2 separate regions of the Mus musculus genome follow, and region 2 is linked to region 1. Evidence: chromatin loops called from intact Hi-C (ENCODE). Cell type or tissue: gastrocnemius. All regions are shown on one strand. Each heading gives the region's core, and the rest is flanking DNA. Links, peaks and the distances in the headings are about the cores only.

The links. A loop is a pair of places that touch in the nucleus more often than their neighbours do. Peaks named below come from ENCODE experiments on the same cell type or tissue, not always from the same donor. Only the 100,000 strongest peaks of a DNase experiment are listed, where the experiment ranks them.
Region 2: a loop joins it to region 1, with 2.5 times the contacts of the local background. A loop is called at or near these places in 3 of 42 quality-filtered maps.

The regions. Positions count from the first base shown.
Region 1 is chrX:151,109,596-151,125,706 of GRCm38, forward strand. No RefSeq gene overlaps it. Among named protein-coding and RNA genes, the nearest start is that of Tsr2, 21 kb to the left of the region's middle. In gastrocnemius, for the core only: CTCF peaks have their summits at 7,392 and 8,033; DNase peaks (open chromatin) are centred at 7,377 and 7,971.
Region 2 is chrX:151,006,648-151,022,758 of GRCm38, forward strand. Gnl3l (guanine nucleotide binding protein-like 3 (nucleolar)-like) reads right to left here and starts at 10,675. Exons shown (of 16, transcript NM_198110.2): 1 at 10,554-10,675; 2 at 7,374-7,442. The coding sequence starts at 7,392. In gastrocnemius, for the core only: a CTCF peak has its summit at 10,369; DNase peaks (open chromatin) are centred at 10,380, 10,702, 11,045, 11,421 and 1 more place; H3K4me3 peaks cover 1,954 bases; H3K27ac peaks cover 1,687 bases.

The sequences.
Region 1 (16,111 bases), core at 2,763-10,762:
GGATTTATTTGGTTTACAGTTCCATGTCACAGACCATCTTGAAGACAGGACAGGAACTCAAGGCAAGAACCTGAAGGCATAACCCGAAGCAGAAGCCATAGAACAATGGCCCTTAACCTTCCTAATGCTGTGACCCCTTAATACAGTTTCTCATGTTGTGATGAATTCCAACCATAAAATTATTTTTGTTGCTGCTTCATAACTGTTATTTTTCTAGTTATGAATCATAATATAAATATCTGATATGCAAGTGGTCTTAGGCATGATCCCTGTCAAGGAGTCCTTTGATCCACAAAGGGGTCACAAACTCACAGGTTGAGAACTGCTGCCATAGAGGACCAGCGCTGTACTCAATTCCTTTATGTGGTTGCTCAGGCTCATTTCTTATAGCATCCAGGACCATTAGCAAAGGTGTGGCATTGCCCACAGTGGGCTGGATGGATCCTCCCAAATCAATGATTAGTCAAGAATATTTTTTTCAGTTTTTATTAGATATTTTCTTCATTTACATTTCAAATGCTATCCTGAAATTCCCCTACACCCTCCCCCCGCCCTGATCCCCTACCCATCCACTCCCACTTCTTGGCCCTGGCGTTCCTCTGTACTGGGACATATAAAGTTTGCAATACCAAGGGGCCTCTCCTCCCAATGATGGCCAAATAGGCCATCTTCTGTTACATATGCAGCTAGAGACACGAGCTCTGGGGATACTGGTTAGTTCATATTGTTGTTCCACCTATAGAGTTGCAGACCCCTTCAGCTCCTTGGGTACTTTCTCTAGCTCCTCCATTGGGGGTCCCTGTGTTCCATCCAATAGATGACTGTGAGCATCCACTTCTGTATTTGCCAGCCACTGCATAGCCTCACAAGAGACAGCTATATCAGGGTCCTTTCAGCAAAATCTTGCTGGCATATGCAATAGTGCCTGAATTTGGTGGCTGAAGGAATATTTATTTTTTAAATTGCCTACAGGACAACCTGATGGAGGAATTTTCTCAACTGAGGACCTCTCTACCCAGCTGACTTGAGTTTGTTTTAAGTTGACAACAACTTCATAAGTCCAGTCAGGTTTCTCACAGCAATGCCCTTCCCATCTTGGTACCAGTTTTCTATATTAGTTACTTTTTTTTTTTTTAATCACTGTCTTAGTCAGGGTTTCTATTCCTGCACAAACATCATGACCAAGAAGCAAGTTGGGGAGGAAAGGGTTTATTTGGCTTACACTTCCATACTGCTGTTCATCACCAAAGAAGTCAGGACTGGAACTCAAGCAGGTCAGGAAGCAGGAGCTGTTGCAGAGGCCACGGAGGGATGCTCTTTACTGGCTTGCCTCACCTGGCTTGCTCAGCCTGCTCTCTTATAGAACCCAAGACTACCAGCCCAGAGATGGTCCCACCCACAAGGGGCCTTTCCCCCTTGATCACTAATTGAGAAGATGCCTTACAGTTGGACCTCATGGAGGCATTTCCTCAACTGAAACTCCTTTCTCTGTGATAACTCCAGCTGTGTCAAGTTGACACAAAACTAGCCAGTACAATTGACCCCTTGTCAACTTGACACACAAAAACATCACTAGCAAGCCTCAACCCTTACAATCTTATTATTCCCAAGATCTAAATAACTTTAAAAGTCCCACAGTCTTTACATAGTCTTAAAATTTCAATCTCTTTAAAATATCCATCTCTTTTAAAATCCAAAGTCTTTTTACAATTAAAAGTCTCTTAACTGTGGGCTCCACTAAAACAGTTTCTTCCTTCAAGAGGGAAACTATCAGGGCACAGTCACAATCAAAAGCAAAAATCAACCTCCAACCATCCAATGTCTGGGATCCAACTCACGATCTTCTGGGCTTCTCCAAGGGCTTGGGTCACTTCTCTAGCCATGCCCTTTGTAGGACACGTGTCATCCTCTAGGCTCCAGATGCCTGTACTCCACTGCTGCTGCTGCTCTTGGTGGTCATCTCATGGTACTGGCATCTCCAAAACACTGCATGACCCCTTCAGTCCTGGGCCTTCAATTGCAACTGAGGCTGCACCTTCACCAATGGCCTTCCATGGCCTCTCACAGTGCCAAGCCTCAGCTGCTTTGCGTGACCCCTTCATGCCTTCAAAACCAGTACCACCTGGGTGACCCTTACATATTACCAAGTCCTGCTGCAGCAGGAGTACAACCTTGGCCATCTCTGGAACACAGCCTCTTTGTGCTTTCAGAAAACACTTCCCAGAAGATGTCACCTCAATGATGCTGGTCTCTTCTTAATCACTGCTAATTTCTTAGCTCCAGCTAACCAGCATCAATAGTCCCAGTAATGCAAAGTTGTTGCTTTGGTAGTTCTGGTATCTTGTTAATCACAGCTGATTCTTCAGCCTCAGCTAACCAGAACTACAGAATCTTCACAATCAAAACAGCAATGGCCCTGAAAAGAGTCTTTAATTTTCCCTCTGAAGTTTCACAAACCAGACCTCCATCTTCTGCAGTGTTCTCAACATTATCTTCCAAGCTCCTACACAACATCCGACAGAGCTCTTAACAACGGATGGATCTTCAAGCCCAAAGTTCCAAAGTCCTTCCACAGTCCTCCCCAAAACATGGTCAGGTTGTCACAGGAATACCCCACTCTGCTGGTACCAATTTGTCTTAGTCAGGGTTTCTATTCCATAACTAAGACAACAGGAAATTACAAAATTACTCTTGCCATTCAGTTGCACTTTTCAAACCGAACTTTCCAAGACCAGAATAGTATTGTACTGGCTAGTTTTGTGTCAAGTTGACACAGCTGGAGTTATCACAGAGAAAGGAGCTTCAGTTGAGAAAATGCCTCTGTAATAACTCCAGCTGTGTCAAGTTGACACAAAACTAGCCAGTACAATCACTATGACAAAATACTTGATAAAAGCAACTTCAAGAAGGAAAGTTTTTTGGGGGGGGGGTTGTGCTCACATTTTGAAGGTACAATCTATCTTGGCAGGGAAGTCATGGCGGCAAGAGTGGGAGGTGTCTGGTCACATTGCATCCACACTCAGGAAGAACACAGATGAAAGCTGGGACCCCAGTCCATGGAATAGGGTCTTCCCACTTCAAGTAACCCAAAGCCAGAAACTCATTCAGACAAGCCAAGAGGGTGTTCTCCTAGGAGATTCTACATGGAGTTGATAACTCTGTTAATGATCACGAATATCTAGCACCAATAAATAAGTGATGAAGTTAATCAACTCAAGTGCTTAGGAGAATCCTGAGTTATAGGCCAGTTTGGTCTATGCAATGAGATTCCACCTGAGCAGCACCATGACAAAGTTCAAACACATGTTAGCTAGGTCCTCTGTGCAGGATCTTATCACAATTTTATATATGGCCCAGGATACAATCTTATGTGGCTTGTGGGTCTTCTGTCAAGCTCACATAATTGTTAATAGGGGTTGGTGCTTTGTGGTTGTAGAGACAACACCCTCAAATCCTTGGAGCTGTCTTTCTTTTCTCTCTTTTCTTTTCTTTTTCCAAGACAGGGTCTCTCTGTGTCACTCTGGGTATCCTGGAACTCGCTCTGTAGACCAGGCTGGCCTTGAGCTCAGAGATTCACCTGCCTCTGCCCCCCCCCCCCCGAGTGCTGGGATTAAACCTGTGCACCCCCCACTGTCTGACCTGTAAGCTGACCTTAATATCACCCTCTCCAGGAGGAAATGTGACTTAAACAAGAACATTTTTTCCCATAGGACAGGTAAGTCAACTAGAAGAGTAGGAAATGATTAGAGTGGTATACTTGGACTTGAAATTTGAAGACTTGGTCCATTTTACTGAGAATGAGAGGTCAGAACTCACCGCAGCAGTGAGAGGCTGAGTTAGCCAGAAGGTAAGTTTACATATGAGGAAGGTGAGTCTAAGAGTGCAGGATGGTGTATGAGACATCTATACCTAAGGCTTAAACATCCAGAAGAGTCCTGTAAACTCTCAACTGGAGCCCTCACACAGATCCTGAGCTACAGCTCCAGCTCCACAGACCGAGACCCAAACTGAACTTAGAAGAAAGTGCACACAAGCCCAAGTGAACTGCCAGGGAAAGGCTAGGTGCCCCCCCCCCCCCGCCCCATCAGAGTTCTGTTTTTTGTTTGATTTTTATTTTTAGTTTATGTAGGAGAGTACACAGTCGCTATATTAAGACACACAAGAAGAGGGCATCAGATCCTATTACAGATGGTTCTGAGTCATCATGTGGTTGCTGGGAATTGAACTCAGGACCTTTGGTAGAGCAGTCAGTGCTCTTAACCACTGAGCCATCTTTCCAGCCCCAGAGTTCTTTTCCCTATAAAAATTCATGAGCCTAGGGATCCCATCACACTTTACCTTGAGAGCAGACTGTGCTATTTAGTGAGACACTATCTCAAAAAGCAGGGCACTTTTCTTCTGTTTAACCTAGGTTCTGCCTAGAGCACACACATCCTCTGGTTTGGACACCCTTATGTTATGCATAAACCATACGGCCAGACACAACATCCATGACAGCATACATTGTATAAATGAACACTATGAGGTAAATCTCTGCCGACTCCCAGATAAATAATTTCTAGGGACCAATATCTCCCTTTCTATGAGCCCCAGCTTTTTCAATGGATAATCAGGGCACATTCACACAAATATTACAGGGCTGCTGTGAGGATTAACCAAGAAATTCTAATTAAAATAAAAAGTTATAAGTATGGTATTGAGGCTGGGCTAAACTTCTGTCAATTTTCACAGAGTGATTTTGAGGGGACACTTTCTCAGATTAATATTTAAAATTCCAATGAATGATGTATTAGCAATTCAACCCCTTTTTATTTTTTAATTTTTAATTTTTTTTTGATACAGGGTTTCTCTGTGTAGTCCTGGCTGTCCTGGAACTCACTCTGTAGACCAGGCTGGCCTCAAACTCAGAAATTCGCCTGCCTCTGCATCCCAAGTGCTGGGATTAAAGGCGTGTGCCACCACGCCCGGCTCAACCCCCCTTTTTAAATGTATAGGTGGGCCCTATTAAATTGTGACAGGATATGGAATAATAAGCCTATTGTAAACTAACATTTGAGGGAACATATTTTTTTCATTATATTTGATATCAAGAAATATATGAAGCCTTCGAGAAAAAGCCATGTAAATAAAATGTTTGCCACTCTATGAACAATGGAGAGGTGTTGCTTCCTCCCCTCTAGAAACTGACCTAGATGGAAACCCCAAAAGAACAATAGCTCTTGCCTAGGAGAAGCCAAAGCTTAAAAGTTCCTGGAATTTCTAACTGTTGGGTCTTACCTATAATGGTATCCATGAACTATGAATTTCAGATGAGGGTTTTAATCAAAGATTAATATTTATAGAGAAAAGTGTGTTTCATTTCTATTTATTGAAATAAGAACTTTCTGAAAGAATCATATCAATGGTAACAATCTGCTACAGCCTGATATTTTGAAGTTAGAAGATCTACTTTCTGGTAAGAAGTTGAGACAAAAACTCTAATCACCTTTTAAATATATCTCTTTCAAGCCTTCAGTAAACTATTGTATTTTTAATGTTAAATGTTTTGAACACATACTTTCAATAACTTAAACAGTAAATGGGAATACTGTTGTTTGTCCATTTTTTCTGTTATCTTCAATATATGACAGTATTATGTTTGAAAACCCATTTTATTAAACAAACTCACACATTCCAGTCTGGCCTCAAATCTGCTATGTAGGAATAATCTCTTGTGCACTCTGTTCATTTTTAAGGCAGGGTCTTATGTAGCCCATTTGCTATGTAGCCAAAGATAACCTTGAGTTCCTAATCTTCCTGCCTCTCCTTGTCAATTATTGGGAGACATGTGCTATCAAGTTATCAAGTGGGGTTTTTGTTGTTGTTGTTGTTATTTTGTTTTGTTTGTTTTTCAAGACATGGTTTCCACCTCCCAAGACAGGGTCTCACTCTGTAGCCCAGGTTGGTCTGAAGCTGATTATTAGACCAGGTAGGCCTTGAACTCCCAGAAATCCTGCCACCATCTCTCATGAAGTTGGATCACAAGTGTAAGCCACTAAACATGGCTATTTGCTGTTTGGGGACAGATAGACAGCCAAATGTGTGCACTAAACACACACACATGTACACATAGGCACACAACCACAAACACACATACACACACACCATGCTGGGCATTGAACCCAGAACCTCAGTTACAATAGGCAAGTACTTTGTCATGAAGCTATGCCATAAGAGAAAGAGTGTAGGAGAAATGGGAGGAGCAATGCCCAGCATGGCATTTGTGTGTGTGTGTGTCTCTGTGTGTATGTTTTGAACGGAAATCACCCCTTCCCTTTTCTTCCAGAATGGAGAATGAAAGGGAATACTGAAGAATGTGGTTTCCAGGTTGCTGTAGTTGGATGAAGGTATACTAGCTATTGTTCACTTCTGTTTTATTCAAAGGATAATCTACAGACCAGTATCACCTGGGAGCTTTGTAGGCCCAAAGGCTCTCAAGCCCTACTGACTTGGAACTAGGTTATAATAAGACCCCAATGTGATTTGTATGGGCATTAGAATTTGGGAAATGCACTACCTTAATCTAAATTGAGCTGACTTGGGGCCTGTGTACATTTTTTAATTTAATTTAATTTAATTTAATTTAATTTAATTTAATTTTACTAGAGGGCAGGATACCACAGTTGACAGCCCCAAATCATATCCAATGGGAAGATATTGTCATTTGTATAACCCTATAAGGTCTGGGTGTAAATCAATGGTAGAGCACCTGCCTATCGTGCACAAAGCCCTGGGGTCCATCCTCAGGACCAGGGAGTAAAACCATCTTCCAACAGAGATAGGGGTTTGCACACACAATTCCAGAATTCAAGGGGGTAGGGGTAGGAGGACCTCTGGTTCTGGGTCAGCCTGTGGGAGACAGTAGAATCCTGTCTTTAAAAAAAAACAAAACAAAAAGAAAACAAAACAAAAACAAAACCCTAAACTAAACTGCCCACAACATGATTTCTGTTATCAAAAGAATAGTTAATGAATCCTGAGAGACCAAGTACAACATAAATGTCCACTAGAGCCTGGATCTTCTTTGGGGAAATTAGGTTTGGAAGATTTTTTTTTTTTTGAATGAAGAATCAAAAACACCAGCAATAACAGAAATCTGCTATAGAAATGTCCTTAGGGGGAACCAAATTCTTTTCCGCAAGAAGAGGAATTTCAGAATTTGAAAGAGAATGCCTGGGGAAATCGTGGGGAAAGGGGAGAATGGGAGTTTATGACAGACAAACCCCGCCTCAGTCTGAACCCAGGGCCACAGAGCAAGTACTGTCTTTGAGGAGTATTTAAGTATATAGTAGGAAAAGTGGCCAGATAGGCCCGCAGCGGCAGATGGAAGCTGACTAGTGGTCAATAGCGACACGTTGTGGCAATGACATACACTGACAGTCATGGCAGTAGAACATCCTTCAGTCCCCACCCCTTTGTATCTGAGCAGCCTCCTTTGCTGTGTGTATCAATTCCTGGATAAGCTAGAGGAAGCAAACATCCAAGAGCACGGTAATGGACAACTTGTTGGTGAATAAAAGTCCAAACCTACAGTGGTTTTCATTTAATTGGAGAAATACAAAATCATGAATACTTCAACTTCTAAAGTTGAAGTTTGTTCATATAACCACATATCCATGCTATTGTTAGTTGTCTTTTCCTAACCAGAATAAACAGAGAGGACAGGGACTCAGTTCATCTTACTTCTGCCTGCCGTCCCAGAACATAATGCGTGGTAGACGGTCAATAAATGCTTTGATTTTGCTTGCTTTTTAAATTTGCAGTTTCATTTTATGTGTATGGACAGATGTTTTGCCTGCATGAAGCCCAGATTGGCCTGGAACTGGTGGCAATCTTCCTGCTGAGATTATAGGCACGAGCCACCACCAATTAAAACAAATGTGTGTGAAATTAATGTGATAGGGACTTCAATATTCAAAGATGTAAGCCTCCATAATTGAACAAATCCAAAAGTAGCCCTTCTTTACTGCAGTAACAGTCCTTTTCCACTGGGGGCTTCCCTGAGCTGCCACCAACAGTGGCCAGGGCTGTCTCCCAGCTTTTGCTCTTTTTCAGTGATCCTCTCCTCCATCCAATACCATTTTCTACTTTTCTGTAATACCATTTTCCTAAACCCCTCACTTCCTGTAATGCCACCATCGCCATTCCTAACAATTCCTTATCAGATCCAGTATTCCTTAAATCTTTCTGCAAAGGGAAGTCCCTCCAAAAGTGACCGCTATTTTCCTCTTAATTAATTAATTTATTTATTTTGGTTTTTTGAGACAGGGTTTCTCTGTATAGCCCTGGCTGTCCTGGAACTCACTCTGTAGACCAGGCTGGCCTCCCTAATGCTAGGATTAAAGACATGTACCACCTTCTGGGATGCCTCAGGATATGGTGTCTTCAGGAGAGCAGACTAGCTAGCAGTCTGTCCCAGCAGAAAGGACTGAGCCTGGATTATTCACTCTTTAGGTTCAAGTTTTCCCTCTAGCATCTTCTGCTCTAGGGCTGAATTTATAGATAGATATTGCTTAAATTTGGTTTTATCATGGAATATCTGTTTTTTCCACCTATATTAATTTGGAGTTTTGCTGGGTATAGTACTATGTCTAGCCTGGCATCTTAGTCTTTTAGAGTCTACAGCACATCTGTCCAGACCCTTTGGCTTTATTGAGTCTTTATTGAGAAGTTGGGTATAATTCTAATAGGCCTGCCTTTATATGCTACTTAGTCTATTTCCCTTGCAACTTTCAATATTATTTCTTTGTTCTGTATTTTTGGTATTTTGATTATTATGTACCAAGGGGACTTTCTTTTTTGGTCCAGTCTATTTGGTGTTCTATATGCTTCTTATATGTTGATAGGCATTTTCTTCTTTAGGTTGGAGAACTTTTCTCCTATGATTTTGTTGAAAACATTTTCTGGGCCTTTGATCTGAGCTTCTTCTATTCAATATAGTACTCGAAGTGCTAGCTAGAACAATAAGACAATGAAAAGAGTCAAGGGGATACAAATTGGCAAAAAAAGAAAGGTATCACTATTTGCAGATGATATGATAGTATACATTAGCAACCCCAAAAATTCTACCAGAGAACTTCTCCAGCTGATAAACAACTTCAGCAAAGTGATTGGATATAAAATTAACTCAATCCCAGCACTTGGGAGGCAGAGGCAGGTGGGTTTCTGAGTTTAAGGCCAGCCTAGTCTAAAGAGTGAGTTCCAGGACAGCCAGGGCTACACAGAGAAATCCTGTCTCGACCCCTCCCCCCAAAAATAAATAAATAAAATTAACTCAAATAAAACAGTAGCCTTCCTTTATACAAAGGATAAACAGGCTGAGAAAGATATTAGAGAAACAACTCCCTTCACAATAGCCACAAATAGTATAAAATATCTTGAGTAACTCTAGCCAAACAAGTGAAAGTTCTGTATGACAATAACTTCAAGTCTCTCAAGAAAAAAATTGAAGAAGATCTCAGAAAATGGAGAGATCTCCCATGCTCATGGATTGGAAGAATTAACATAGTAAAAATGGCCATCCTACTAAAGGCAATTTATAGATTCAATGCAATCCCAATCAAAATTCCAGCACAATTCTTCAAAGACATGGAAAGAGCACTTCTCAAATTCATCTGGAAAGGGAAAAAACCCAGAATAGCGAAAACAATTCTTAACAATAAAAGAAAGGCGGGGGGGGGGGATCACCATCCCTGACCTCAAACTATACTACAGAGTAATAGTGATAAAAACTGCATGGTATTGGGACAGGGACAGACACGTTGATCAGTGGAATAGAATTGAAGACACAGAAATAAAACCACACACTTACACACATTGATATTTGACAAAAAAAGCCAAAAATATACAGTGGAAAAAAAGAAAGCATCTTCAATAAATGGTGCTGGTCTAACTGGCTGTCTATATGTAGAAAAATGAAAATAGAACCATATTTGTCACCTTGCACAAAGCTCAAGTCCAAATGGATCAAGGACGTCAACATAAAACCAGATACACTGAATCTAATAGAAGAGAAAGTGGGAAAGAGCCTTGAACTCATTGGCACAGGGAGAAATTACTAAATAGAGCTACAGTGACTCACACTCTAAGATCAAAAATTGATAAATGGGACCACATGAAAGTGGAACGCTTCTGTAACGCAAAGAATATAGTTAATAAGACAAATCAGCAACCTACAGATTCAGAAAAAAAATCAGATGTGGGGTTACCACATCTGATAGAGAGGTCTGATATCCAAAATATATAAAGAACTCAAGAAGCTAACCACCAAAAACCCAAACAACTCAATCAAAAAATGGGGTATAGAACTAAACCAAGATTTCCCAACAGAGGAATCTCTAGTGGCTGAGAAGCACCTAAAGAAATGTTCAAAGTCCTTAGTAATCAGAGAAAAGCAAATCAAAACGACCCTGAGATTCCACCTTACACCAATCAGAATGGCTAAGATCAAAACCACAGGTGACAACACATGTTGGAGAGGATGTGGAGAAAGAGGAGCACTCCTCAATTCTTGTGGGATTGCAAACTGGTACAACCACTCTGGAAATCAATCTGTAGATTCCTCAGAAAATTGGAAATAGATCTACCTGAAGACCCAGCTATAGCACTCTTGGAAATATACACAAAAGATGCCCCACCATGCCACAGGAGCACAAGTTCTACTGTGTTCATAGTGGCCTTATCTGTGATAGCCAGAAGCTGAAAACAACCCAGATGTTCTGAAACAGAAGAATGGATACAGAAAATGTTTTGGTTTTTTGTTTTGTTTTGTTTTGTTTTTTTGTTTTTTACACAATGGGATACTACTTAGCTATTAAGAACGAGGATATCCTGAGTTTTGCAGGCAAATAGGAGGAACTAGAAAATATCATCCTGAGTAAGGTAACTTAGACCCAAAAGGACATGTATGATATGTACTCACTAATACATGGATATTAGTCAAAAAAAAAAAAAAAAAGGTACAGAATACCCAAGATACAGTCCACAGAACTCAACATAGTTCAACAAGCTGAAGTGCCCAAGTGAGGATGCCTCAGTCCCACTTGGGAGGGAGAAGCAGGGGTTGGGGGAAGGGAGGGAGGAACCCGGAAGGAAAAGGGGATGGGGTATGTGAAGAGGGTAACATGATCAGGTATTGGGTGGGGGGTAACAAGACTGAAGCCCGGAGTATTCAGCCAATGAGCTTCCCTTCCTAGGCATTCCTTCTCAAAAAAGGTATTTAATCCTTGGTTCATCCTGAATGAGGTGTATATTCACATCCACCTTCAAATACAGCAGTTTGAACAAGTAAGGGCCATCTATCTCTTCATCAAAGGTTAAGAGCCACGTCTAAATCTCCAGGAGAGGGCCTTCTCTCTTGCAGCCCCTCTGAACTCTCAGCACTCACTAGGAAGGAAACCAAGTTCCACTTCCATCCTGGGCTCTGTCTTCCCCTTCTTGCCAGGTGTGTGGATGCCCTTAGGGTAAGCATGGACCAGGGATCCTGCTTGGTTCACAACTTCCAGCAGTTTGCCTGCAGTGCTGGGAACCACAGCAATCGTCCCATACTCCAAATTCTGCTTTTTCCCACTTCAGGAAACAGGGACTGAAGACCACCATTATGGACTGAATTTTGCCTCCCCTGAATGGTATTCTAGCATCATTCCAGGCACCCCAGCAGCAGGCAGGATGCAGCCTGGCATTAACTAAAATTATAAACCAAGGAACCTAAAAGATATGTATAGAACATTTCACCCAAATGCAAAAGAATATACTTTCTTCTCAGAACCTCACAGAACTTTCTCAAAAATTGACCATATGCTTATACACAAAGCAAGCATGAACAGGTAAAAGAAATTGAGGTAACTCGCTGTATCCTATCTGACTACCATGCATTAAAGCTGAATATCAACAACAGAGGGCTTACAAAGTCATGGAACCTGAACAACTCTCCACTGGATTAAAAAAAATGGGTCAAGACAGAAATTAAGAAAAAAAATTAAGGACTTTCTAGAATTGAATGAAAATGAATAGACAATATACACAATCTTATAGGGAGACACAATGAAGGCAGGTCTAAGGGGCAAGTTCATAGTACTAAGTACCTACATAAAATAATTCGAGAAATCTCATACTAGTAACTTAACAGGACACCTGAAAGCTCTAGAACAAAAAGAAAAAAATTACACTCATAAGGAGTAGATGGCAAGAAATACTCAAACTCAGGACTAAAAATCAATAAAATATGAACAAAAAACAAACAAAATACAAAGATTTAATATAATAAAGAGTTGGTTCTTTAAGAGAATCAGTAAGATTGGCAATCTTTAACCACATGAACAAAAGGCAGAGAGAATATCCAAATTAACAAAATCAGAAACAAAAAAGGGGGAGACAAAAAAATCCATAGAATCATAAGGACATACTTTTTTGGGTCTTAATAACATTTAATTAAAACAGTTGTCAGCAATAATAGAAAAAAATAAGTGGGACTCCATCAAATAAAAAGATCAAAACAGCCAGGCAGTGGTGGTTCATGCCTTTAATTCCAGCACTTGGGAGGCAGAGACAGGCAAATTTCTGAGTTCGAGGCCACCCTAGTCTACAGAGTGAGTTCCAGGACAGCCAGGGCTATACAGAGAAACCCTGTCTCAAAAAAAAAAGAAAAAGAACAAAAATCAAAACAGCAAAGGAAACAGTAAAAACAAATGTCAAATTTACACAATCTTGGACAATATTTATAAATATTGTCTGTATTACAGTGGCTAGGTTTAGACATAAAAAGATGTAAATCTGTCTTGAGTCATCAAGATAGTCCAAGATGACAATGTACTGAACAAGGAGCAGAAAGACAAAAACAGTGTGCCATTCTTGGCTGGTAGTCTTGGGTTCTATAAGAAAGCAAGCTGAGCAAGCCCCAGGAAGCAAGCCAGTAATACATCCCTCCATGGCCTCTGCATCAGCTCCTGCTTCCTGATCTGCTTGAGCTCCAGTCCTGACTTCCTTTGGTGAAGAACAGCCGTGAGGAAAATGTAAGCTGAATAAACCCTTTCCTCCCCAATTTGTTTCTTGGTCATGATGTTTGTGCAAGAATAGAAACCCTGACTAAGCAGGGTGGTGGTGGCACACACCTTTAATCTCAGCACTTGGGAGGCAGAGGCAGGTGGATTTCTGAGTTCAAAGCCAGCCTGGTTTACAAAGTGAATTCCAGGACAGCCAGGGCTACACAGAGAAACCCTGTCTTGAAAACAAAACAAAACAAAACAAAAAACTAAAAATGTTAAGACAATTAAGAAAGAAATTGAAAAATATATCAGGAAATGGAAAGATCTCCTATGCTCATAGAGTGGCAGGATTAATAAAGTAAAATGGCCATCCTACCAAAGCAATCTACAGATTAAATGTAATTCCCATCAAAATTCCAATTCAGTTCTTCACAGATCTTGAAATGATAATCTCAAGCTTCACATGGAAACATGCACACACACTCTTAAGCGCGCGCGCGCGCGCGCGCGCGCACACACACACACACACACACACACACACACACCAATACAAAGCAAAAACAAATAAACAAAAAACAGGATATCAAAAACAATCCTGAATAATAAAAGAACTGCTGGAGGTTCCACTATCCCCAATTTAAGTTTTGCTACAAAGCTATAGAAATAAAAACAGCATGGTATTGTCATAAAACAATATGATCAAACTAAAGATTCAGACATAAATCCACACATCTATGGACACATGATTCCTGATAAAGGAGCAGAAACACACATTGGAAAACAGGCAGCTTCTTCAGTAAATGGTGCTGGTCAAACTGGATGTCTGCATGTAGAAGAATGCAAATAGACCCATGCTTACTGCCCTGCAAAGCAGATACACTGAACCTAATAGAAGAGAAAGTGGTGAATGACCTTGAACTCATTGGCACAGGAGACTCTGTGCAGAACACCATTGGCATAGGCACTAACATCAACCATCAGTAAAGGGAACCTCATGAAACCAAAAAAAAAAAAAAAAAAAATCGCAGATATTTGGACAAAACAGCAGCCTACAGAATGGGAGAAGAATTTTACGAACTACACACCCAATAGAGGGCTATGACCAAGGCTGTTCAGTCAGGCGACAGGTTCTCCCTCGCAGGAGTGAGGATTAAAAAGAAAATGACAATTAGACAACATTGTAGCATGACCCCAGTCAATTCTGAAACTGAAGGCAGTTTTAATGTTTTATACCATTTTAATTACATGCAAATATTAAGGGTTAGCAGTACAATAAGGAACTAGCAAGGCAGTAAGCAAAGTCCTGTGACAGATGTTTCCAAGAGGTTGTCAGAATAACCAAAATACCTGAGCCCACTTCCATGACCTAGCCCAAAATCTTGCCTGAAGCCTACTTCTTTTGTTCTACTCTAAAATCAGATTCTCACTTCCTTGTCCTTGGTTAAAGTCAAGGTCGCTCCTCGATTTACTTCTTTGTCATGCTAATGTCAGATTCCTGCCAGGATTTACTTCTTTGTCTGGCCTAATGTCAGATTCTTGACAAGTGGTCCATTTCCTTGTCCTTGGCCAATGTCAGATTCCTGTGAAGCAGTCTATTTCCTCATCATTGGCCAAAGTCAGATTCCTGTCAATTGGTCCATTTCCTTGTCCTTGGCCAATGTCAGATTCTTGTCAAGTGGCACTCAGAAAGTCTCTCCACAAGACTAAAGTTCAAAATAAATAAAGAACTCAAGAAACTAGATATCACCAAAACAAATAAACCAATTAAAAAATGAAATAAGACCTAAACAGAAAATTCTTAATAGAGGAAACTCAAATGGTTTAAGAAATACTTAAAGAGCGGGGCAGTGGTAGCACATGTCTTTAATTCCAGCACTTGGGAGGCAGAGACAGGCGGATTTCTGATTTCAAGGCCAGCCTAGTCTACAGAGTGAGTTCCAGGACAGTCAGGGCTACACAGAAAAACCCTGTATCAAAAAGCCAAAGTGGATCTTTCCACTTAAACAAAAAAGAAATACTTAAAGAAACATTCAATTTTCTTAGCCATCAGGGAAATTGTTATGGTTTGTATATGCTTGGCCCAAGGAGTGGCACTATTAGAAGTTGTGGCCCTGTTGTAATAAGTGTGGCCTCATTGGAGTAGGTGTGCCACTATGGGTTCAGGCTTTAAAACCCTACTCCTAGCTGCTGGAAGCTAGTAACCTGCTAACGGCCTTCAGATGAAGATGTAGAGCCTTCAGCTCTATCTGCACTATGCTTGCCTGGATGATGCCATGCTCCCACCTTGATGATAATGGACTAAACCTCTGAACCTGTAAGCCAGCCCCAATTAAATGTTGTCCTTATAAGAGTTGCTTTGGTCATTGTGTCTGTTCACAGCAGAAAACCCTAACTAAGCCAGGCAGTGGTGGCCCATGCCTTTAATCCCAGCACTTGGGAGGCATAGGCAGGTGGATTTCTGAGTTCAAGGCCAGCCTGGTCTACAGAGTGAGTTCCAGGACAGCCAGGGCTATACAGAGAAACCCTGTCTCAAAAACAAAATAAAACAAAACAAACAAACAAAAACCTAACTAAGACAGAAGTTGGTACCAGGGACTGAGGTATTGTTGTGATAGGCCTGACTATACTTTTGTTTGGAAGAATGTAGATTTTGGGACTTTGGACTTGAAAAGCCATGGGATGCTTTAAGTAGGGCTTAATGGGTCATCCTAGTAGGAATACGGAAGACTTTGTTACTGAGAGTGATTTGAACTGTGCAGACCTGGCCCTACAGTTTTCAGAGGAGAAGAATTTCAATATGTGGCCTAGAGACTGTTTTTGTGGTATTTTGGTGGAGAATGTGGCTATTTTTTGCCCATGTCTGAAGAGTATGCCTGAGGCTAAGGTGAAGAGACTCAGATTAATTGCATTGACAAAGTCTCAAAAAGGCCCAGCAGAGACTTTGTTCTCTGGTTAAGTCTCTTATTTTGTACAAGTGTAGCAAGCTTTGAAAGGAGAAATATAAAATATATGGTTTCAATATTAGAGGGGCACTAGGAAATGAAATGGAACCGAATCCTGTGTTCTAGGAGACAACAGATTAAGGGGGT
Region 2 (16,111 bases), core at 5,374-13,373, 100 kb before region 1:
AGTATATGATTGTGAGTGGAAACACAGGGGACAGAATCAGGCATTGTCAGTTTCTTAGTTTTTGTTTGTGTGAATTTTTTTAATACAAACACAAGATGTAAAGCATTAATATAAGCAAAATGTTTCAGTGAAGCCAGGCATGGTGGCGCACGCCTTTAATCCCAGCACTCAGGAGGCAGAGGCAGGTGGATTTCTGAGTTCGAGGCCAGCCTGGTCTACAAAGTGAGTTCCAGGACAGCCAGAGCTACACAGAGAAACCCTGTCTCGAAAAACTAAAATAAATAAATAAATAAATAAATAAATAAATAAGGAAGTTCAGTAAGTCCTGAGGAAAGGGATTAATTATGTTCCAGCCAAATTCCTCTCTATCTGACCACTTTTATGTTAAGAAAATTTCCTTCCTTGTAAGACTACTGCCAAAAAATAAAAATTAGGGACTATTGTAGAAATATATTCAATATGTTCAAGGTCCAAGTGAGGGTGGGGTAGGAAGAGGAGGAAAGGGGAAGAATAGGAGATAAAAAAATTAAGTCTGAATAAAGGCTGCAAAGTAAACCAAACAAAATAGGGTTAAACAGGAAGTTGATTAATTGGTGATATGGCTGAGAACTGTAACTTAAAACCCAATAAGAAAATCCTAAGGGACTAGCTGGGAACAAAGACATCAATTTCAACAATTTCCAAGAATCAAGAGATGGGCACCAGAAAAATCAACAACACAAAATGTGCTACAAGTCTCACTCTGAATGGGTAAGAACAAAGAAGCTATTATTTAACTCTGGTAACATGTTTGTAATCAGTTTAGCAAAAAGTGGGAGTTAAAGGAAACAATAAATATATAATGCGATGGTAGAAATCTGACCAGAATATTAGTTGCCATAGCAATACAGTCTCACTATGTAGGCTGGGCTGGTCTTGAACTTGCTGCAATCGTCCTGCCTCAGCCTCCCAAATGCTGGGAACACAGGTATGAGCCAGCAAACCCAGCAATGTTGCTGCTTGAAAACAACAAAATAGCCCTCAAGTCTTTACTTCCAAAGTACTTTGTTGCAACAAAAAAGAAGGTGGGGCGGTGGTGGCACACGCCTTTAATCCCAGCACTTGGGAGCCAGAGGCAGGTGGATTTCTGAGTTCAAGGCCAGCCTGGTCTACAGAGTGAGTTCCAGGACAGCCAGAGAAACCATCTTGAAAAACCAAAAAAAAAAAAAAAACCCCGCAAAAGGAAGGTGATAGCTAGAATGAACTAGGTCTCAGTATTTTTACTCAACAATTTCCACACCCCTAACTTCCTTGATAAAGGAGTCCTAGCACTGGATACAGGCAAGCAATGAGAGAAAAGATATCACTCAAAGGAAAGCATCCACTTCAAAGAGGAAAAGAAAGAGTGGGAGGACAAAGGGGGGAAGGGGATAGAATCAGTCACTACTCAGCACTCAGGATCCTCTGGCCACAGGTTTTACTACAGTTTCTTAGGGAAACATCTACCACTATGTAGCTGGAAGATCAGCTTCTTACTCTGCCCAACACCTACCTAGATATATGATTTTGAAGAACTGTTTTTGTTTTAGAGAGGTGAGTCTTACTATGTTGCCCAGACGGGTCTGAAACTATGACTCAAGCAATCCTCCTACCTCAAGCTCCCCAGTAGCTGGAGATAGAGGTATACACCATCACATACATACATAACTGAATTTTTTTTAATTCCTGAGACCCATTAACTGCATCTACTAATATCTGGGCCTAAAACCATCAACTCTCTTATCAGTATCTAACACAGATTTGCCCCTTATATCTCTTATTCTCATATTCTCCCACCCAAATGTCCCTGCATACCCACAGATGCACTGACTTCACCTGTCCCTTCCGTCCTCCCCCTGGCATCTAACTTTCCTTGATGTCCTCTAGAACTCCTATATATAGGTGATCAGCACTCTTAGATGCCTTTAGCCTCTCCTCAGGACGGCTGGCCAACCTCCCACCCTTGGTCTTAGCTCTCCCAGCAACAAAGGTTTACTTGTAAGATTTTTCAAAAGATGGATGTTCTTCCTGGAACTTTAATCTTGAGCCCAGAAGGGATAGGAGGTGTCCTCCAGACTCACCATTGTCAGACTGAAACTATATCTCCCCATCTTGTTAAAAAAGGAAAAAAAAAGTACAATAAAACCCCTGCTCCAGCCGGGCAGTGGTGGCGCACTCCTTTGATCCCAGCACTTGGGAGGCAGAGGCAGGCGGATTTCTGAGTTCAAGGCCAGCCTGGTCTACAAATTGAGTTCCAGGATAGCCAGGGCTATACAGAGAAACCCTGTCTTGGAAAAAAAAAACCCTGCTCCTTTTCTGGGGTCCCTATCATTCTGCTGTGTCTGTCACTAAAGAGTCACTTTTCCTCATTTACTGAAGTTTGTGGCTTACAGCTTTGTTTTCCAACCAAGTTCAATCACCATCCACTTGGAGGTCACCAGGTGGCCCTTCCAATAACCTGGGTTTCCCACTTCCTTGGTATCCTCACCTCTAAAGCTCTCCACTAACCATACTGCTACTCCTAGCACTTCCAATACACCAACCCCAACCCAATCCCTACCCCTACCTTTATACTTAGCCTTACCTCTTACCTTACCCATACCCCACCCTAAACCAGGCCCAACCCTAATTCCAACTCCAACACATGCACCTACCATTTCCCCTACATGTATGCCTAGCCCCAACCTGACCCCTACCCCTTGGCCATTTCTACTATTAACCCTAACCTTACACTTACCTTTTCTTCTTAGCTTACCCTTACCCCTACTGTTAACCCTACCCCTACCACTTTCCCTACTACAATACCAATTCCAAACACAAAACCATCCCCTAACACTTCCCTTACATTTATGCTAATACTAACACTAACCCTTCCCTTTTCCCTAACCCTAACACTAACCCTACCTAACTCTAATCCTTACCTTCACAATTACTCTTACCCTTACACTGACCTTATGCAACTAACGCCCAACCATCCATTCATGACTAGACTAAAGGGGGCACTGTGTTCAGTTTCCTGAACTTCTGAAAGTAGTCTCAGATGCCTCTCTACCATCTTCAAGTTTACATGTCCAGTCTCCTAGATACTGAAACCTTGCATTCATTCTTTAGTCATACAGGCACCTCCTTTCCCTCTGTTGCCCCACCAGGATATCTTTACTAATGTGTATTAATCAAATGGCCAGCAAAAAGGCTACCTCCAGATTATTTGCCTCCAGCAAAAACTCTGCCACCAATACTTGCAATTATGAGGTTTGGGGTCTGGGGCATTTTTGAGTTTATTTGATACAGTGTCTCACTTTTTATCCCAGGTGTACCTGCAACCCACAGCAATTCTATTGATTCAGCATCTCAAGCGCTGAAATTACAGGCATTAACTTCCACATCCAACTAATAATTTGCTTTTTAATTTCCATGTGAATGTGGATATGATGCATGTGCTGCACATATATGCTTGCATATGTGAGGCACAAAGTAGGTATGGAGGTACATGTGCATGTATGTGGAGGCCCAATGTTCACATCACATGTCTTCCTCAGTTCCTCTCCACTTTATTGGGACAGTGCCTCTCAACTGAACCCAGAGCTAACTGACCTGGCTAACGTTACCTAGCCAGCTTACCGGTACCCCACGGACTGCTATCCCTGCCCCTGAGGTACAGAGATAACAAGAGGCTGCCCAGCTTTTATGTGGGTCCTAGGGATTTGAACTCTAGTCCTCATGCTTACATGGAAGGCACTTTATCCACTAAGCTAGGTCCTCAATCTAGATTTTTTTTTCTTTTTTGAGAAGTATCTCAACATATAACTCAGGTTGGCCTAAAACTTGCAGTAATCCTACTTCTGTCTTCAGCATGCCGAGAATAGAGGTGTGAATCACCATGCCTGGTTACTGTAAACTCTTTAAATTATAAAACACTCTGCCTTTTAAATAATCCCTCAAGACTGTTCAACTAAAATTATCTGGGGATAAAGTTCAGGTAGAGATCACTTGCCTAGTCCACACAAGGTCCTGGATTTTGATACCAATCACTACAAAAAATGTACCTAAATACACTTTAAATCTACCCCGGGCTGGTGAGATGGCTCAGTGGGTAAGAGCACCCGACTGCTCTTCTGAAGGTCAGGAGTTCAAATCCCAGCAACCACATGGTGGCTCACAACCATCCGTAACGAGAGATCTGACTCCCTCTTCTGGAGTGTCTGAAGACAGCTACAGTGTACTTACATATAATAAATAAATAAATCTTTAAAAAAATATATTTTAAAAAAAAATCTACCCCGGCACGGTGTGGTGGCTCATGCCTGTAATCTCAGCCCTTGGGAGGCAGAGGTAGGAAAATTGCTGCTGGAGGCTCTTTACATAGTGTGTTGGGGCAGCCTGGGCTACAGAGTGAAACACTACATCAATAAAAACATAAGAATTTTAAAAATGAGAGAGAAAAGAGACAAGTTCTGAAGGCTGAAAGAAAGAACAGCAATTCATCCACTGGGTCTGATTTAGTTAAGAAATGTCTAACATTCAGAAATCAGGCAATGTGATGGCAGCATCTTTTAGGGAGCTAAATTCCAAGGAGCACAAGTCTGGATGTTGGCAGTGTTTTGAAACAAGTTCTTGCTATATAATCTAAGCTGGCTACAATTCCCTATGTAGTTAAGACTCAAACTTGTAATATTTCTCCTACTTCTGTCTTCTCAGTGCTAGGATTATAAGTATGCATCATCATGCCTAGTGAAACTGGGGAAATTATATATATAAATATATATTTTTATATCTATCTATATATGTGTGTATATATTTGTATATATATTTATATTTTTGAGACAAGGTTTCTCTGTATAGTCCTGGCTGTTCTGGAATTCCCTCTGTAGACCAGGCTGGCCTTGAACTCAAGAGATTCTCCTGGCTCTACCTCCTGAGTCCTGGGATTAAAGGTGTCCACTGTTATGCCTGGCTCAATTTTTTATTCAAATACTTATAGCATAGTTAACTCTACATATCTATGGGTGATGCATCTATTGACTCAACTAACTGTGAAACAATAACTGCATCTATGGGCCAGCAAGATGGCTCAGTGAGTAAAGGAACTTGCCACCAGACCTTAGGGCTCAATCTCTGGGGTCCACACAGTGAAAGGAACTCACTCCTGAAAGCTGTTCTCGGACCTTCACATGTATACCATGGCATGAATATATACAAGCAGACATACATAAATTCATGTAATTAAAAAACTATCTGTACTGGATATTATTTGTCATCATTCCCTAAACATGTCTAACAACTATTTACTTGTACTCTACATTGTATTACAAGGAACCTAGAAATGTTTTGAATTACAGGGGAAAGTGTGTGTAGGCTATGATGACAATACTATGCTGTTTTACAAAAAGACTTGAGTGCTCACTGATTTTATACCTGCCAGAGACCTTGAAAAGAGTCTCCAATGGAAATGCAGAAGCGACTGTAGTCACAGAAAGTGCTTACAAAGTGCTAGGCACTGCCCTAACCATTTCATCTCTTTACATTCATGAATTCTTCATCATTCCAGAAACTCAGGAGACTAGGGTAAAAGGATAGCTTGTGCTCAGCATTTGAGGGCCAGACTGAGAAATATTGTGAGACACAATCTCCAAAACCTCTCCTGGGCCCCAGTGGATGGTTGAATGGATAAAAGGATACCTGTCATCAAGCGTGCCAACCTGAGTTCAATCCCCTTGGCCCACAGGTGGTAGAGGGAGAGAACTGATTACCACAAGTTGTCTCTGACCTCCATGCATGTGCTATACCACACAGTTGCACACATATACATACACATGCATGCATACATAAATGAAGAAACAGTTTTGAATCCTATACCAGGAATTGGTTTCATCAGCCTATAACCCTAGGACTAAGGAGATGGATTCAGGAAGATCCGTCTGTTCCAGGTCATCTTCAACTATATAGTGACTTCAAGGCCAGCTTGAACTACATGAGACACTGGCTCAAAAAGAAATTCCTCTTGACAGATGTGGTGCCTCTTGACATCTGTAAAGTCAGCAATTCAGGGATGGAGTCAGGCAGAAGGATGACAAGTTCAAAGCTAGCACAAGCTACCTGGAAAGACCCTCTTGTCAAAATGAACAAAATCAATAAAATCCTCAAATACAAATGGGTGGATATTATAATCAATGACCTCTGTGTTGTAAATAAGGAAAATGGAGTTAAGGAATTAAGTGACTTGGCCAAAGCTATCCAGCTAATTTTAAAAAAGAGGTGAGATGAAATCAATGTGGCTCCAGCATAGAACTGGTACAACTTATGGGATCCACTGAAAGGTCTAAGTTCTTTTTTTTTTCCATTTTTTATTAGGTATTTAGCTCATTTACATTTCCAATGCTATACCAAAAGTCCCCCATACCCACCCACCCCCACTCCCCAACCCACCCACTCCCCCTTTTTGGCCCTGGCGTTCCCCTGTATTGGGGCATACAAAGTTTGCGTTTCCAATGGGCCTCTCTTTCCAGTGATGGCCGACTAGGCCATCTTTTGATACATATGCAGCTAGAGTCAAGAGCTCCGGGGTACTGGTTAGTTCATAATGTTGTTCCACCTATAGGGTTGCAGATCTCTTTAGCTCCTTGGGTTCTTTCTCTAGCTCCTCCATTGGGAGCCCTGTGATCCATCCATTAGCTGGCTGTGAGCATCCACTTCTGTGTTTGCTAGGCCCCGAAGGTCTAAGTTCTAAAGACAGATGTTAGGGCCTACTATGCAGCATCACATGATATTAACTGCTGTTTACCTCAGATTCAGTCACTTAACCTTGCTGAGTCTCCATTTTCCTATTTATAAAACAAGAACGGGAGAAAGAACTACAAGAAATCATGAGACTATCAAAGATATCATATGTAAAAGACCCAGACTGAGAGAGCAGGAACATACTGAGTAGTTTTGAAGTTGTGAGCTGAGCACAGCAACACACTCCTACAGTCCCAATACTTGAGAGACTGAAGCAGGATGGTAAGGGAGTTTGAGGCCACAATGGAGTACTTAAAAGAGCTTGAGGCTAGCCTCAAAAAAAAAAAAAGCAACCACATATGATGGAACACGCCTGTAATCCCAGCACTGGGAGGCAGAGGCAGGTGGATCTCTGAGTTTGAGGCCAGCCTAGCCTACATATCAAGTTCCAAGGCAGCCAGGGCCACACAATTAAACTCTTGTCTTGGGGAGAAAAAGAGTTCAAGACCAGACTCAGCTACATAGCAAGTTCAAGGCCAACCTCCCATAAATAAATAAACAAGACAGCAAAGTTGTTGTGAAAAATACTATGACTATTAAATGTATAGGCTTTGAAGAGACTAGTAGAAGAAACTCACTGTGTCTAATCTTCATCATGATGATCAGAGAAGCTGGAAACAGAGATGTTCAAATCTGTCTGCTTCTTCCTGTTGGAACAGAAGCAGGAATTTGAAGACAGACCTAGGAACCACAACTCTCCTTTAAGCCCTGGAAAGGCAAAATAAAATGTCACAGAACATGATCGGGAAGCTCTAAACAATTGGGAAATTGGGAGAATACTATTCTGGATCTAGGGCCTAATATGGCTTAGCAGACACAAGGAAAGCAGTATTATATCACTCGAAGAAAGAAATAGATCAGAACCTTTCTTCCTGGATGGAGTCCATGCCTCCAATACAATTATTGATACAATAATTGATACAAGTGGGTACTTGTAGTATCATATCCCAGGTAAAAGACTGGTGCTAAACACCTCCACACTGGGAAGAACAGATAATATGTTTCATCAGTGAAGAGGAGTGATAGTGTGCTTTTTGAAGGGAGCTTCTGCATGTCATCTACCCTTCAAGAGGGGGAAGGAAACAAATCCCGGGAGTCAATCCTGGAGAAATAGGTCCTCAGAATCCTTACTTTCGGCTGCACAGATTGAAGTCAATGCTAATGTCAGGAGGCGGTGCAGGGGCATCTCACCTGCCTATGTGGATAGGGTCTGCACCCTGGCAAGAGGAAGGACATGTCATTTGTTCCTCTGTTCTTGGGTCACTGACTAAAGAATCCGGCACAGTGGCTATGTCTCTATGTGCGTCTCTGCTACACGGGAGGACACTAGTCCACGCAATTTGTAATTGTTGGGGAAGATAGAGCCTGGGTCTCATTACTCATCTGTCAAGGAGGGGCAAAGCTGCTATGCTTATTTCCATGATGAGGTAGTATGAAGGAAAGTGGGCAGCTTTGAATGAGTAGGGTCCACACACTTTTGCCTGATGGAAGCTATTCTGAATCCTTCCATAGGTGGTGGACTAGAAGACTAGAATGATGTGTATAGATTTCATGTGGATTGAAGTCAACAGCACATTAGTATTGAAGGGAATAGGGCCTCTGGTTTTCTTTTTTTTCTTTTTTTTTTCTTTTTTTTTTTTTTGTTTTTTTTCGAGACAGGGTTTCTCTGTGTAGCTCTGGCTATCCTGGAACTCACTCTGTAGACCAGGCTGGCCTTGAACTCAGAAATCTGCCTGACTCTGCCTCCCAAGTGCTGGGATTAAAGGCGTGGGCCACCACGCCCGGCTTCTGGTTCTCTATGAGAGTAAAAAACAAGGCATAAGGCCATGCAATTATAAACTCAATGAATTTGCTCCTCCCTTGGGAAGTGTGCATCTCTCATTTTACCTTAGGTGAGAAGAAATATCTGGCAGTTGTGATGCATACTTTTAATCCCAGCACTCAGGAGGCAAAGGCTGGCAGATCTCTGAGTTCAAGGCCAGCCTAGTCTACAGAGAGATTTCCAGGACACACACACCCCACAAAAAAAAAAAAAAAAACTGTCTCAAAAAAAAAAATCAACAACACCGGGGCCTAGCAAACACATAAGTGGATGCTCACAGTCAGCTACTGGATGGATCACAGGGCCCCCAATGGAGGAGCTAGAGAAAGTATCCAAGGAGCTAAAGAGATCTGCAACCCTGTAGCTTCAACAACATTATAAACTAACCAGTACCCCGGAGCTCTTGACTCTAGCTACATATGTATCAAAAGATGGCCTGGTCGGCCATCACTGGAAAGAGAGGCACATTGGACAAACAAACTTTATATTCCCCAGTACAGGGGAACGCCAGGGCCAAAAAAATGGGAGTGGGGGGGGGAGAGAAGTGGGGGGGGTATGGGGGACTTTTGGGATAGCATTGGAAATGTAATTGAGGAAAATACGTAATAAATTTTAAAAAAAATCAACAACAAAAATTAAGAGGCTGGAGAGATGGCTCAGTGGTTAAGAGCAGTTAAGAGCACTGCCTGTTCTTCCAGAGGTCCTGAGTTCAATTCCCAGCAACTATATAGTAGCTCACAGCCATCTATCGTGGAATCCGATGTCCTCTTCTGTCATACAGGTGCACATGTAAATAAATAGAGCATTCATATACATAAATAAATACAATTTTAAAAGTAGAGAAAATCTGAGCTCCTATTCTATGGATGAGGAGAGATTTCGAATGCACTGCATTGTAGGATGATCAGTGATATCACTGGCTTTCTGGGCTAAATGGGAGGGGGGAGTTGTCTGCATCTCTACTGCTCAGATGCCCCCTCTCTTGGTCAATCTGGTGATTATAAATCATTTGGAGGGTGGGGTTCTGTCTCTACCTCAAAAGGGAAGAAAATAAACCTGAGTTTCTCTACCCTGAGGGTCTACTTGAGAGGCATAGCATTATCTCAGTGGACTAAAGTCTGTTCCCAGGTACTGTAAGCCAGTTTGGGTGGGCCTTTACTACCGTCAGAAAAACAGCAATTCTTTATGGGGTAGCTATGGGGGTCTAATTTTCCATAATGAAGGGGGAGGGGTAAATCTGTGTGGTTGCCCATAAGTCTCTGTCTCCAATGATTTTGAGGGCTGATGGTGTCTGGTGACTGGTTACAAGGGTAAACATGAGAAGGGTGGGTCTCTACGTTAGGAGCTCTCTTCCTCTAGATATTACACAATTCTGAGCTCCCCTATCGCAGTATGGAGATGGACAAGCCCCGTTAAAGACCTATGCCTTAATAAGCCAGAAGTCGGCCTGCTCAACCTTGTATTGGAAATTATTTTCTTATAGGGCAGGGATGATATCATCCACCATTTGATGGGTCGACACACCTGTCTCCATTACGCAATGAAAGTATAAACGTAATAGACCTTCTCACACATGGATGGGGGCGTCTGTCTACATGGGAGAAATGGCAGTAATGCGAAATGACGCCCAAATATCCTGAAAGGCGGAGGGCAACCGACATTTTGTCTCATACGCATGGTCAGTGCCTCTCTACATAGCCAGGATGCATCTTTAGAGCCTCTCTAGGAGGCCGCCAGAATGCAGTTCAGCGCATCGCCACATGTGGAGCTATCCGTATCCCTCTTCCAGGCCCTTCTACTTTACAAGAGAGCCAGCTTTTCACCTCTCTAGTCCAGGATGGCGAGCATCTCTGGTTTCACCTTTAAAAAAACAATCTTTACTATACTGCTGGCCTGGTGAGCACTCACCACGAAAAAAAAGAGAGTAGTCTCTTACCTACACTTCCGGCAGGGACCTCGGAGAGCTGTTAGAAGCACAACGTCGCCAGTCCAGGAGTGCGCAGCTAGGCTCCGCCCAGACTTCCGGATCCCAGCCCAGCTCTTTGCTCCGCCTAATTTGCGTAAGACGCAAGGGCGGAGTTTCGATATAATTGCTGCGCCGCACAGTCCCGCCCCCGCTCCCACGCTGGCCCCGCCTCCTGGCTGCCGGCGGGTAAAGAAATAGCGAAGAGGGGGGCGGGAGCCTGGCGATGGGAGGGGGGGCAGTTGTGTGTATCTGTGTCTTGTTTGTGTGTGTGTGTGTGTGTGTGTGTGTGTGTGTATACTCATGTGGCCACAAAAGCTATTTGTAAGACGAACTCTTTTGTGCGGCTTCCTGGCTAGGGTTAAGGATGTATCTTCTCTAGTCTGTTACCAAAGTAATCACTGGCAGCATTAGATGAGGGTAGGGGGCAATAGTTTGTCCTCCTGGAAGATGGCGACAGACCGGGTGCGAGAAAATGGCCGCCGGAATCACGTGTCTATTTGGCTGCGTATATCCCACCTGAAATGAGTTCGCTGTTTTCAGCAGCTTTCCAGTCTCACGGGACTCTAAAGCATAGCAAGGCTCAGCCGGGAGCAGCAACCGAAACTCTTTGGAATTGTCACTCACCGGTTTACCCTCTTCTCCCTCATGTATGATTCCTGTGTCTGCAGAAAATAAACCTATCTCTAAAGCGAGGGTAGGTAAGGGTGTCTTTAATAACCATTTCAGGAAACTTCTGACTTGACTGGGAAGTGAGATAACCCTCCAAAAAGCGTAACTATTAATTTAATTCCTTCCTGGTCATTTACTTCCAGTCCTTTCCCTCTCCTCAAGTCTAAACCTTAAGGGTGGGGGTTGGGCTAGGTAAGGCAACCACCCAGAACGTGTGTTCTTCATCTGCAACTCATTCCTGCTGAAAACAAGCCCTTTTGCTCTCCCTCCCCTTATAGTACAGGATTGGCTGCTACCTTTCTCTCTAGACCCCAGATTCTTCTGGACCCCCAAAGTAGCCATAGTATTTACAGGCTCTATTTACCTATTGTAGCTCTATGAAATTTCTAATACCAGCGTTTTTATGACTCCCAGTTGAGTAAGAATCACAGCATCCTTTATCACAATACTACACTGTAGTAGGTTTTTTTCTTAAATTTTTTGTAGATTTGTTCTAGTTTGTGAGTTTGCTGTTATGTGTGTGTGTATGTATGTGCACCATATACCTTCCTGATGCATGTGGAGAGCAGAAGGATGCTTTGGATCCTCTGAATCTGGAGTTGCTGATGGTTGTGAGCCATCTGCATGTGAAAGCTTGCTGCTGAGCTCAGGTCGCCGGCAAAAGCAACAGGCTCTCCTAACTGCTGAGCCATCTCTCCAGTCCCTGTACACTATAGTTCTTAATGTGGCTTCATCACCACAGGAGAGAGGACTCCTCAGAGAAATGACAGTTCATCTTTGAACTCTCATAGAAACCCAGTACAAAACTGGCTGGAAGCAAATTTGTCAACTGAAATTAAGAGCTGCACCACAAGTCAATGGGGATTGAACAGTTTAATAGGTAGCATTGGGAAAATTGGATCAGGATAAAGAGAAATATAAATGCCAGGTATGGTAGTACATCCCCTGAGTACAGAGTCTGAGATTGGAGGATCAGAAATTCAAGATCATCCTGGTTTGCACAGGCAGAGTGATTTAAAAAGGAAATTCATGATTTTGAAACAGAATGTCTTCTAGCCCGGGATGTTCTCAGAATCTCTGTATCGCAGGATGACCTTGAACTTCCTGATCCTTCTCTGTGCAGCTCTGGAATAATAAGATTAGAAGCCTGTGCCGCCACACCCAATTTAAATGTATGCCCTGCAGTGGATCCAACACAATACCTTTTGCATGTTAGACAAGCACTGTACCATCTGAGCTACATCCCCAGTTCAATCTTAAATGATTGTCTCCAGGAGGAACAGCAAAGTATGGAGTACAGATGAAAGAGAGTTTATGATACAACACAACCTGTAAAGTAATACAAGCTCATCGGTTGCATGAAAAACACAGAAACAGAATGAAGATAAAATTTGCAAATAATCTCATTTTTTCCATTAGTGCTTTTCAAAATGTGATACTTGGACTACCAGAGGATCTTAGAAATGCAAATTTATGCATCAAACCCAATTTTCTCAACTAAAACTCTGGCTGTGAACAACACCAAGGTTATTTGATAAAGCATCCAGGAATCATTTTATACGCACCTAAAATTGTGCGTGTATGTGTGTGTGTTTGTGTGTGTGTGTATACATGTATATTATATATAATATATTTATATATAATGTATATATGTGTGTTTATACAATATATAATATATAATAATATTTATTTTATCTTAAAGGAAGTTAAACCACTTGAGCTGATAATACTTCCACAAAAACCATAGCTTAACAAAACCCCAGTACCATGCATGAGAAAACTCCTTTCAAATGATTGGTCAGGGTAGTCAAAGTGACTCTGAAAACAGTATAGATTATTGATGTAGCTCTTGGTTGCCTCTCAGAGCTTGAGGGTAAGCCCTTGATGCTGAAGACACTGTACACTTAAGACAAACTCTTATGATTTGAGCTGGGTCTAGCCTGAAAGCCTGTTTCCTATGGTCTAGTTTCCAAGCTTCCAAAAATACTATACAAGCTACCCAGGGAGGGAGGCAATTAAACAGTTCTGTTCAGCTGCAACACCTATGAGCCACTATAATTAGCAGTATTTTATTTATTTTATGTGTATTGGTGTTTTGCCTTTGTGCGTGTATGTGTATCATGTGCATGCATGCTGCCTAGAGAGGCCAGAAGGTGTCAGATCCCCTGTATCTAGAGTTACAGTTGTGAGCTACCTTGCAAGTGCTAGGAATTGAACCTCAATCCTAAAAAGCTATCAGTACTCATAACTGGTGAGCTAAATTTGCAGCCCCTATGTAGTACTTTTTAGTACTAAGTTTGAATTTTGAACTTAATGTGTATTTACAAGCATTCTACCACTGAGCCAAACTCACCCCTAGTCCTGCAATCTGAGCTACAGAATGAGTTCAAGACTAACCTGGGCAGCTGAATGAGATCCTGTCTAAAATTTTAAAAAGTCAAAAAGGGGGCTGGAGAGATGGCTCAGCAGTTAAGAGCACTGACTACTCTTCCGGAGGTCCTGAGTTCAAATCCCAGCAACCACATGGTGGCTCACAGCCTTCTGTAATGAGATCTGATACTCTCTTCCATTGCGTCTGAAGACAGCTACAGTGTACTTAGATATATATTTATTAGATAAATAAATCTTTTTAGAAAATCTTTTTTTAAAAAAGTCAAAAAGGAGACTGATGATATAGCTCAGTGTGAGATCACTTGTCTAGCATGGGCTAGGCCTAGATTTCAATCCCTAAGACTACAGAAAAACCACAATAATTTAATAATGAACTTAAATATAGTCTAGGGCTGGGGTTGTAGCTCAGTGGCAGAATATTTTCCTAGCATGCACAAGGCCCTGAATTCCATCCCCAATGCTGCCAAAAAGTTAATGCAAATTAATGTATATATCTAGTGCATGCATAGATCTTCTGTATACAAATATGTGCATGTCACATTCTCAAATTACCCAATTATCCTCAAAATGTTTTAAAAGCTAATTCTATTTTTGGATCCCAGCATCTCATCAACATGCATGCATTACACACAACCTGTTTTAATGTATAAATGGACTCCTACATTTTGTCAGGAGTTGTATGTTTTTCTTTTATTTTTTGTACCTTTTCTGTATTTTGTGAGCTTGTTATTTGAGACAAGATCTCATGTAGCTCAGGCTGATCTCAAGTTGGCTAGGTATTAGAAGATAACCTTGAATTTCTGATGCTTCTGCCCCTACCTCCTTAACTACTAGAATTACAGATGAGTGTCACTCTGCCCAGATACTATTTGAATATATTGATAGATTTGAAGAGTCTAGGCTACTTGACTTTTAGGATGTCCCAAATTTGAAATTTATATTCTTGTTCTATTGTAATTATATTACGATTGGGTATTTTCAACAGGATAGAACATAAGAATACGTAGGGAATCTCCATCACATCTAACTTGAGTTGGCTACTGCAGTGGGCCTTTACTGCATTTTTTTGAAGATTTAGTTTGGGAATTTAATTTTTAAAGCAGTTCCCTTATAGGCTGCAAAAAGATTCTTTTGTTTTTCTGTCAACATGGTTTTAATGGTTAATATTAGATCTCTGTTTATGTAGGATCCACATTTTTTGTTTTGTTTCCTTTTGTTTTGAGACAAGACTAGGCTGGCCTGGAACTCACCAGATCTGCCTGCTTCTGCCTCCTCTGCTGGGATTAAAAGCCTGTGCTGCTGTGCCAGATATATTAGAATCACACTTTTAAGCAGTAGGTAGAAATACAGTTGTCCTTCTTTTCATGCAATAAGCCAGATTTCCTGCCATCAAATACAAAATAATTTCTCTTTTTCCCATTAAATTATTATGACAACTTTACACACACATACTTATAGAAAGGTCTGTTTTGTTTTTGCAGTAATATTACTTTGATTGTAATGTTTTGTAGTGTAACTTAGTATCTGATAAGGCAGTTTCTTCTCTTTAGTTCTTTAAGGTGATTTTATATATTATCACATAAATTTCAAAATTTCAATTGGGATTTTTAGAGGAGTTTTGATGAATTTATGAATTATCTTAGAGGTTTGAGGGCTGAAGAAATGACTCTGTTGGTTTCTGTCTAAATATAAAGACCTGGATCCAGGGCTGAAGAGATGGCTCAGCTGTTAAGAGCACTGACTATTCTTCCAGAGGTCCTGAGTTCAATTCCTAGCAATCACATGATGACTTACAACCATTTGTAATGGGATCCTGACACACCTTCATGGGAGGCAGAGGCAGGCGGATTTCTGAGTTCAAGGCCATCCTGGTCTACAGAGTGAGTTCCAGGACAGCCAGGACTACACAGAGAAACTCTTTCTCGAAAGAAAGAGAGAGAGAGAGAGACAGACAGACAGACAAGCCAGAAAAGAACAAAAGAAAATTTGTATGGGAGTACATCAAAAAACTAAGACTAAAAATTCAACTAGCATAAGGAGCAGCTTTAGCATTCCTGGGAATGTGCCAATGGAACATAAGGTGGCACTGTACAAGGGTACCTGCACATCTGTGTTTAGTTCAGCAATAATACCATGGCTGGACCATGGACTGAAACCTTTCTCAGAAAGAAAAAGAACTGTTGTATAAAGATTTATAATTGTATTGGAGTTTTCATCATTGTTGAATTCTGTTTTTAATGTTTAACACATATTTTGAACATCAAAGCTATTTATAAATATAATTTTTAGGAGAATCACTGTGTGTATTCAAGGCCACTCTGGGCTACATAGTGAGAATCAGGCCAGCTGGGGTTACACAGTGAGATCCTGCCTAAGAATACAACCAAACAAAATACAAACTATGTTCTCTTCTTTTCTTTTACATGACCTTTTATTTTTTTTTTTTTGGTTTTTCGAGACAGGGTTTC